Regions from separate parts of the Homo sapiens genome. Here region 2 is linked to region 1. Evidence: chromatin contacts called from ENCODE Hi-C data. All regions are on one chromosome and are shown on one strand. Each heading gives the region's core, a stretch centred on a gene start or an enhancer-like site at or near the end of the contact. The rest is flanking DNA. Distances are from core to core; before and after follow the strand shown.

Region 1 (4,705 bases), core at 2,168-4,667:
TTCAGAATAGTCTAGTGTTAGTTTTCTCATCTGTAAAATGAAGGTTATATAGGTCATAAGTTGAGTAACTTGTTCAAATTCACATTTGATAAGTCGCAGATCTGGGATTTGAGCCCAGCCAGCACGGCTCCAGCATATACGCACTTAACTACTGAGCTGTGCAACCTTCCCACGTACCTTGTGGGTCTTTGCATGCCTGTACATGGAGACCTACCATAAGCTTTTTAATAGCTACATAGTGTTTTGTAATAAAGATGGCTATCATTTAACTAGACTTTATTCATTTTAGATCCAATTATTCACAAATATGAATAATCCTACATTATATATCCCTATACATGTATTTATGCACATGTAAAAATATTTCAGTAGAATGGATCCCTGGAAAAGAAATTGCTGGGGTAATGAAATGAATTTTTAAATTTTGATTTACTGCCAAACAGCCCTTCAAAGAGGCTGCCAACTTATCCCAGCACCAACAGCAATGTGCATGAAAACCCTGAGATGCCCTGGAAGCAAGTTCATTACTGTTGGAGGCGTAAATGAAGCTTACTTTCTGTTGACCTACATAGTCTATGATCAAGGCACTAGATGGAGACGTGACGGGTGCTAAAACAGTGGTTAGAAAACTTTAGCTACGTCCAAACCAGCTGGAGGGCTTGTTAAAGCACAGATGGCTGGGGCCCACCCCCAGAGTTTCTGACTCAGTAGGTCTGAAGGATTTGTATTTCTGACAGTTTTCCAGGTGAGGCCGGTGCTGCTGATCTGGGCACCACCTTTGGACTGGGGCGGGGTTTGAATATTGAGTGAGCTTTTTCCAAAGCTCTCCAGGTGATTCTAAGGTGCGGTCAGAGTTGAGAACCTCTTCCCTGATTTTCTTCTTGATAACCCATCTTTAGGAGAGCACTTCTCAGAGAAGAATTTATTATGCAATGAAAATTTCCATCTAACATATTTGTCTTTGTAACTTCTAAAAATTCTCATCATATCACATCACAGCCCAGGATCTCAGAACCAGAGGAGCAGGTGACCTATTGAGCTCCTTCCACCACCTCTGAACTGGGTAATTCTCTGAGCTACTTGGCCCTATACCACACCTCTTAGGTACTAAAGGCAGAACTGACCATAACAATATCAGGTGGAAGAGGTTTTGTGACTTCTGGATGCCCTATTCTGTTTGTCAAAGGCTTATGTTCATGAGAGGCTAGGAAAAAACACTCAAGTGCTTGAGCTAAAGCCACTGTCTTCCTTGGGCCCCTTCTGATTCTCTGGCCTATCTGGGGCCATGCCTTGAATGCTGGCAGATATTGATCCAGCTTTTACTTTAAGTTCCTGTCGCAGTGTTGAGTGGTGGCTGAAACAATGGCAGCCACTAATGTTGATAGCTAAGCACTTACACTGGAAGGGTAGGGACTCCAGGTCTGTGTTCCTCCAGGTGGAACCTGGAATGGCTCTAATGAGCAGGACTGTCATGTAAAAGTTGCAAAAGTTGTCCAGTGTACAATACTCTGAAGCACCACCCTCACCATTTGTTGTAGACAATTTTCAATTTTCAGATGGCAAAAGACTATATGAAAAAATGAATACCCTTTTAAAATTTCTCGGTCCCATATAGGATAGGTCATCAAGTTACCAAGGGTGGCATGAGGTCACTGTTCCAGTGGGCTGGAAGAATCTGTTGTGCCTGGTATCATTGGTTTGAGACTGAGCCCATTCACTAACTTTGTTTTTCTTACCTCTGTCTCCAGAAGAGATTTCTAATCTGACAAACCAGGTTAGAGAAGGGACCAAGAACTTAACTGAAATGGAAAAGGTCAAGAAACTAATTGAAGAAGAGAAGACAGAAGTCCAGGTGACACTGGAAGAAACAGAGGTATTATCACCAGGGAGAAAAGAAAGTTTTCACTGTGACAAGGCAGAAGATCTGCATTCAGCAATAACAGCAGCACCAACAAAAGGACACGTATTCAAATGTTTATTTACTATATGCTAGGCACTCTGCCAAATGCATAATTTTAATATAATCACCGTAGGAAACTACTGTCCCCATTTTATAAAAGAGGAAATTGAGACTCAGAGAGCAGGATACACAACAGTGAATGCAAATCTCCTGATTGTAGTAAAAACAGGAACTATCTATCTTGTTCACCAGTTTATCCCCAGTGCCCAGACCCTCACTACTCAACATGTGGCCCATGGACATCGCTTGGGAGGCTGTTAGAAATTCAGAATCTCAGCCCTCTGCCCATCTCTGTTGAATCAGGATCTGCATTTTAACAAGATCCCTTGGTGGTTCATATGCACATTAATATTTGAGAAGCACTGGCCTAGAACATTGCCTGGCATGTAGTAGAGGCTCAGTAAATATTTGTCAAATGTTGAATGAATAAATATTCTCATAGCTGCCCCCTCTTTAAAGAGTCAGTCACAAAAGCTTTTCAATTTTTTTTCCCCAAAAACTTTCGGTAGTTTCAGAAATAAGATTCAAAGTGATGTTGTCAAACATTTGTTTCTGAAAGCTCATCTTTGTGCAGATTGACAGGAGGGTTTTCAGTGTTATGGATTCACAGTTCAGGAAAAGTCTCTGGCTGTATCTCTGGGTGTGCATTAGCAATTGAAAGGACCTCTAAGAAGACATTTCGCCAAAGAAGGTAAACTAACAAGGAAGTCATCTTATCATGATTCTTAGGTGGTTAAGAAGCCCTGTGCAGCCTCTTCTCAGAGCTGAACTTCATCTTCCTGACTCAGCCTTTGAACAAGTATTCAGACACATTAAAATACAGCCCTGATCCTCCCACCAGTAGAAAAAGAAAAAAGATTTTTGAAAGGTGTGGCAGTCAGTGTTAGGCAGGGGTCTCTTGGAAGGTATGGCGATGGAAAACAAGACCCCAAAGGACCACTCTGTGCCAAGCATTGTCTGTTAAATTTACCTCACCGTTGTGATTCCAGAAGAAACTTCCAAGCAAATGTGTCCATATTACCCTCTGTATAGAGTTGTCAGGCAGCAGCTCTCACCCTGTTATACATAAATGTTTCCTGAGGCTATCTAACTTTATACAGACTCCTTTTCGTTGGCAGTGTGGTGCCCTGTAGCACAGCTGGTCCTTACACAGTTGGTGAACTTTGTTTTGTTTACTCGTTCCCTTTGGTTCTCTGGCTATCCTGGCAAGGGACTTTTTGAAGCCACCACCTTAACTGAAAGAAGTAAATTTTATGATAGAAATTTCAAGTACTATGACAAGCCAATGAAAAATACAACTGGCACGGGCCATTTATGTCCTGTATAACACAGAGGCATCTTTGTGTATTCAGTCGATCATCACGTGGGTCAAGGGTGAGAATGACAGGAAGGCCATAATGCTCAAACCACTTAGTACCACTAGATGGCAACACATTCTATTCGCATTTTCTCCACTTCTGTCCTCAGCCACATCCATAAATACTTCATCAACTTGGACATGTATTTGTAACATTGCGTTATTTATTTTCCTGGGTGAGCCTTTATGAGAAACTTTATCAGATTTTTTTAAAGCCATAAAACTCACATTATCCCAGGTCATGTTCCCTAAAGATTCACTTTCTCAGTGCATTTTAGAGGGTTAGAGGTGACAGTTTCCTCTTGAAGGAACTACTACACTATTCCCTCTGAGGAAATTGTTATCCAAGCATTTGTTTTTGAGTGTGCGTTAGCAATTTTATTTTCTTTTATATTGAAGGTAGTATCAAGATAACATCAAGGGAGGTCTTATTAAAATTCCCATCATCTTTTTATTTTTATTTTAAAATTGCAACTCAGTTTTACTTTTTTACATTTTGTCATATCTGCTAAGCACGCCTCAAAAGAGGCTATGAAAAAATTACTTCTGCCCTTAGGACTGCCTGTAGCTAACTGACCACAAAATTGCATCACCCCTTATGCCCTTATATCCTTGGTATTCTGTAAGTGTTTTTTGGATTTCTTCTTTTATATACATTTTTAGCTTCAGGACGGGTTTTAAAGATTTAGCCAAACCTATGCTTTTAGAATTGAATTGCCTTTATAACATCCCTGCAAATAATTGCCTTAACTATATTTGAATACACAAAGGGGCAAGGAATCTTCTGCCTGTCAAAGAAATTCATTTGCAGTAGTGGTACCAATTATGGTGTTAATGGCTCACACTGAGTGTTACATGTCAGGTACATTGTAAATTCCTTTATTTGTTCTTCATATGACAATATTTGGACACTACCCTGTTGTTTGTTCTCTGAATACATCCAACTTTTCCTCTATCCCCTCGTGATGTCCAGAATTTAATAGAAGATTCCAGGTAGGAGTTATCACCTTCCTTGTTCTAGCTCTGATACTTTTTAAAATTTATCCCAAAGTTGGAATATGTTAGAAAAAGTCAAGGGTAATACATTAAAAAGTTTAAATATAGTCACAGACAAGAGTGAAATTTTCTATTTTAAAATAGGCTTTAAAATTCTAGTTCTGGAGCTACAGCTGAAAGACCTAAGAATGTCAAATCTATAAGTGAAATGACAAATGAAAGCAGTTGCTTGTCTCACTGTGTTGCAATCTCTAGGGACCTGGCTTGAACCTATATCTCTCCCAGTAACTCTAAGAGAGCTACATTAGCGACATATGTTTTGGGTAAAAAATACAATTTTGTCTAAAAGTGGACTTCATTTAATGCTTTTTATTTATGTATTCCAGGGAGCC
Region 2 (4,656 bases), core at 1,969-4,468, 110 kb after region 1:
TGAGTTAGAGTATAATTTGTACCTTTATGGGTCTGAAATATTTAAGAAATGCTTGCCACTTGGGTCATCTGAGTTTTCTATGTCCCTTCCTCCTCTCTTATCAGCAAATCTAAAACTCTAGGAAGAAAAAGTCAAGAACTCCAAAACTAGTTACTTTTACTCCACTCAGCGTAGCATTTCCATAGATTCCTGCACTTATCACCCAGAACTTTCTGTTCCACCCCTGAATTTGCAACTCAGAACATACTACTCTGACGGAATTCTTCATAATCTGACTACTCCTCACCTTTCTCTCCTCCCACCACACTAACAAGATTTCTAAGCTCTGACTCCATCAATTTCACCCTTTTCACTTATTATCTATAATAAATATGTATTATATTTATATAACATTTATATATTTATGTATTATAATAGTTATATGATTATATATATATATTTTTTCTGGGTCTTTTACAAAAGTGATTTAACTTTTTGAGTCTTTTTTTAAACTAAGTTTATTTTCCTTGTTGCCAAGTTGATATAACTACAGAGCTACTAGCTTTGCATGAATGTAATTAGATTAGGAATATAATTTGTCAATTTGGAAATAGAAATATTATCAAAGTTGGTCATAGTAACATTAATTTTGTGTAATTGACAGGATATTGTAGTGATTGCAGTTAAGGAATATAGAGTATGGGACAAAAAGAAAAGGTAAAAGGTTTTCACCTTCAGAAGGTGTTCTTGGTGATGTCTCTAATCTAGGTTAAATTAGATAGAAAGGATCTCATTTCTCGAAGGTGGTGTCTAGGACAGACCTGGATAGCCATGGAGAAGACATCCCACCTGAAACAGAAGTATTAAAGCAAGGAAGCTGCAAGTGTACATTTGCCTATCTCAGGTTTGTATCTTAATCTCTTATCACTTGGGAATTAGTGGTTTGAACTCTAAATGGTAAGCAGCAATGTGCAATGACAGACTCTAAGATTCCAAGATCGAGGACTAAGGAAAAACAAGCCCCCATTCGTTACTCAATTTTAAAATGAGCCTCTGAGGGGACATTTAACAGTATTTACAGAGAGAAAAAATCTGAATCTGCAGTTATTATAACAAGCTGCACCTGCTAACTGCATTCTAGTCTCCAACAGAAAAAGATGCAATACAGTACATTATCTCTGAGACCTGCTGGAAATGAATATCCAGAGAAAAGCAAGCTTCTAAGGGTGAAGCCTATGCTGAAGAAAGAGAAATATGCATTTTACTGAAGATGGTGCAGTAAAAGGGGCCTGCAAATATATACTGGAAACTTTAGTTGGGGCTAAATTAGAAGGATTTTGAACATATAAACACTACAACTGAATACCAAGGAAAGGTGTGTACATGTTATAAAGATAGTATTGTGTTAGAAAGGAGAACCTAAAGTTATAATAAGCCAGAATAGCAGGATTTTTCTGGTGGCATATGTTTATAGCCCCAGTTAAACGGAATGGACTTGGATCCTCATTTTCTTTTCTAGGAGAGTCAGGTCAGAGTCCTAGATAGGGAATACCTAATAGCTAGTCTCATCTGACAGAAGAATAAGGAGGAAGGAATTTCTCTTGAATAGGCAATTGGTCTTCCCAGAAATTAAGTCAGGAAGCAACTGGCTCTTGGATAGCCCCTGGGTCGCTGCTATGCAGATACTTGGAAAAGGGGTATTCATTCCTACTAGGCAGGGGAAAAGTTTGCATGCCTGCAGTCAGAAGTCAGTTAGACAGACATTCAAAGCCTCAAAGAGAATGCTGGTTATGTAACTCAGAACAAACTCTCCACTCCTAGGCAAGTCTCTGGGAATTTAGAGTTGACATGACAACCTCAGGAGGAAAAACACCTTGTTTAATGCTGTACTACGTGACCTACACCGGTCACTGACCAGAGCAAGGAGAAGCCACCCAGAATCACTGGTTAATGATCAAAATATTAAGCTATGGTCTATTTTAAGCACCTGGAGGAAAACTCAACACAGGAATTGGTTTCTTTCCCAGCTCAGGCCAACTGATAGAACATGCTGGTGGGCCACACGCCAAAAGTAGGCAGAGCCTTCATTCATGGATTTATTTAAGAGCCACCAAACTTTCAGGCTACTCAATATGATTATATAGGAAATCATTTGTCTTTTACATCTATATTCTGAAATAATAATATTTATTAAACACTTTCTACATACCAGGCACTTTGCTAAGCACTTTAATAAATTTCATTTAATCTTCACAGCAATACTAGTCTACCCCCATTTTACAGATTAGGAAACTGGCTCTGAGAAAAATATACAACTGGTTAATGATGAAGCAGGTAAATGCACCAAGGATTACTTGACTCTAGAGACTATGATCTTGACCACTACACTTTATTGCATCTTTTGATTAAAATATGCTTATAATGGGATATGACACCAATTTGCCATTCTGGACAGAAATTATTTCCTCCAAGTTTCTAGGAAATGGGAAGCTCAAGTTTGTTTTGTCAGGTACCAGTAACACAAAAAAACCTAAATTACCTGTTCATATTTTTTTCTATTATCCAAAGTCCCAAACAATAGAAACCCAATGAGAATTGAATCTTAACTTTTTGAATCTTGTTTTAGTTATTAAAAAATGACATAAACTTAATGATTCTTCCCTGAGACAGTGGAAATATCTAGGAGACTTCTAAGTTTCTTGTATTAGAATTCAAAGATCACGATTCTTCTGCTAGATAACCACTACTACGGTCCTTTTGTTTCCACCACAGAATGGAACGCAGTGCATCTTGGAGCAGCTAATAAAACTCTGTAGTGTAACTAGATGAACAATTACAAGTAAGAATACACTCTTAGAGATTTTTTTAAAGTTCGCAGATAATTTTCAAAACAAACATTGCTCATCCCTCTTTCACTGTCTTACCAGAATGTTAGGTATTTTCCTCATTTTTGCTAAGTTCTTTTATTTGAAATATATCAGCATGTTCCTTCAAGACAACCTTTTACTAAGTATTTGTTTGGTGCATATGCACAATACATAGTATATGCACTAAATCAATTTAAAAGATCAGTCACTAATTTTTTCCTAACGGGAAAATAAAGTGTCAACTAAAAACCACCCATATTTGATTTATTCATGCCCACTTTTAAGTTCTAGGTATAAACAACTTAGAAAGAAATCCTTACCTTACTTAGAAATTCATACCGTCTAGTCAAATGCTAAGTAGTCCATAAGAATAAACATTGAATTCAGCTATGAGTTTCTCAGAGAGTAAAGTCCAAGGTACGTTTGATTTGCTACCTATGACAGACCAAGGAAATCACATCATCACCAAGGACTCCCTCCTTCAAACTAAGCCCCACCCAGATCTGAGTCAGTACAGATCTGAAAAGTCCAGGAATTAGAAGATGCAGTTTCAGACAACATATTGAAACAGCTAAGCATTGAGCTGTGGGAGCAGTGGACTCTGGTTTCCATGCTATGGTGTCAGCTTCACCATCAACATGATACAGGCAACCTCCTGAGGTTGGACTGCCTGTGACCTGTCTAGCTTGCTGCAGAGTTGTAAAGAAAATTGTGTAGCTGGTTGCAGTGGGTGCCAATAGTTCTGTGAGAAAGAACCATAACCCTACACAAAGTTCATCTGCACCTACAATTCCCATTACAGTTCTGGTCGCTAGAACACCCAAGCTTAAACTCAACTTCAGAGAAATAAAGACCTCTCTGAATTCCACATGGAAAGTTGGGCAGTGCCCAGCCTCTATGCTGTCATATCATTTAATCTCTCTCTCCCTCAGTGTCACATGCATGGCATGCATGCACATACAACAGATGCTAAGAGTCATGCTTTACTCACTATTGTATCCCAAACAACTACCACTTACTTACTAGCACATAGTAGCTGGTCAATATCTGTTTGCTGAGTGCATGGGAGCAAAAGTTACAAAGTGAACAAAAATTACCTTAGGAGGACAATAAACAGGACCCTTCTGTCTGGAACAAAGGATGCCATCCAAGCCTTGGCACAGCACACAAATCCCCTGATCATATAATCATAGGGCCCTGTCTAGCTTTATAGCCTTTCGGCATTACTCACCACATCAACGTTAACCTCCTGCCACACATGCACACTCAGGGGAGAGGGCAAAGTACATTTGGGGAACTCCCCCTCCTCTTCCCCATCTCTTCCTTGACTTCCTTCTTCTCTAGTCAGAGTCATCCATAGTGAGCCTTCTGCTGCCCACTGGAAACTGGGTTGAAAGCGCCAGGGCTCTTCCTAGAATCCCCAAAGTCACCCACGCCAACGTTTTCTTTTTTGTTTGTTTTTGTTTTTCGTTTTTTTTTTTTTTTTTTTTTTTGAGACAGAGTCTCTTTCTGTCGCCCAGGCTGGAGTGCAGTGGCACGATCTCGGCTAACTGCAAGCTCTGTCTCCCAGGTTCACGCCATTCTCCTGCCTCAGCCTCCCGAGTAGCTGGGACTTTCAACCCAGTTTCCAGTGGGCAGCAGAAGGCTCACTATGGATGACTCTGACTAGAGAAGAAGGAAGTCAAGGAAGAGATGGGGAAGAGGAGGGGGAGTTCCCCAAATGTACCTTGCCCTCTCCCCTGAGTGTGCATGTGTGGCAGGAGGTTAAAGTTGATGTGGTCAGTAATGTCCAAAGGCTATAAAGCTAGAC

The links. Hi-C counts contacts between places; a loop is a spot of excess contacts on that map. Pooled maps may share reads with other maps.
Region 2: a map of mucosa of descending colon shows a loop between it and region 1 (4-fold over the local background). The contact joins the promoter of HHLA2 here to the enhancer-like site in region 1. A Hi-C loop is called at or near these places in 1 of 168 maps with a recorded cell type or tissue (mucosa of descending colon), 3 of 37 single-sample maps with no recorded cell type and 13 of 50 pooled maps.

Annotation. Positions count from the first base shown.
Region 1 is chr3:108,405,448-108,410,152 of GRCh38, reverse strand. It overlaps MYH15 (myosin heavy chain 15), which reads left to right. Exons shown (of 41, transcript NM_014981.3): 32 at 1,749-1,873; 33 at 4,700-4,705. Among named protein-coding and RNA genes, the nearest start is that of MYH15, 100 kb to the left of the region's middle. RefSeq lists enhancers at 3,107-3,166, 3,227-3,326. Within about 2 kb of position 3,417, at least 3 of the 41 ENCODE cell types and tissues checked have a DNase peak (open chromatin) inside an H3K27ac peak, as active enhancers do.
Region 2 is chr3:108,295,110-108,299,765 of GRCh38, reverse strand. It overlaps HHLA2 (HHLA2 member of B7 family), which reads right to left and starts at 3,218. Exons shown (of 10, transcript NM_001282556.2): 1 at 3,167-3,218.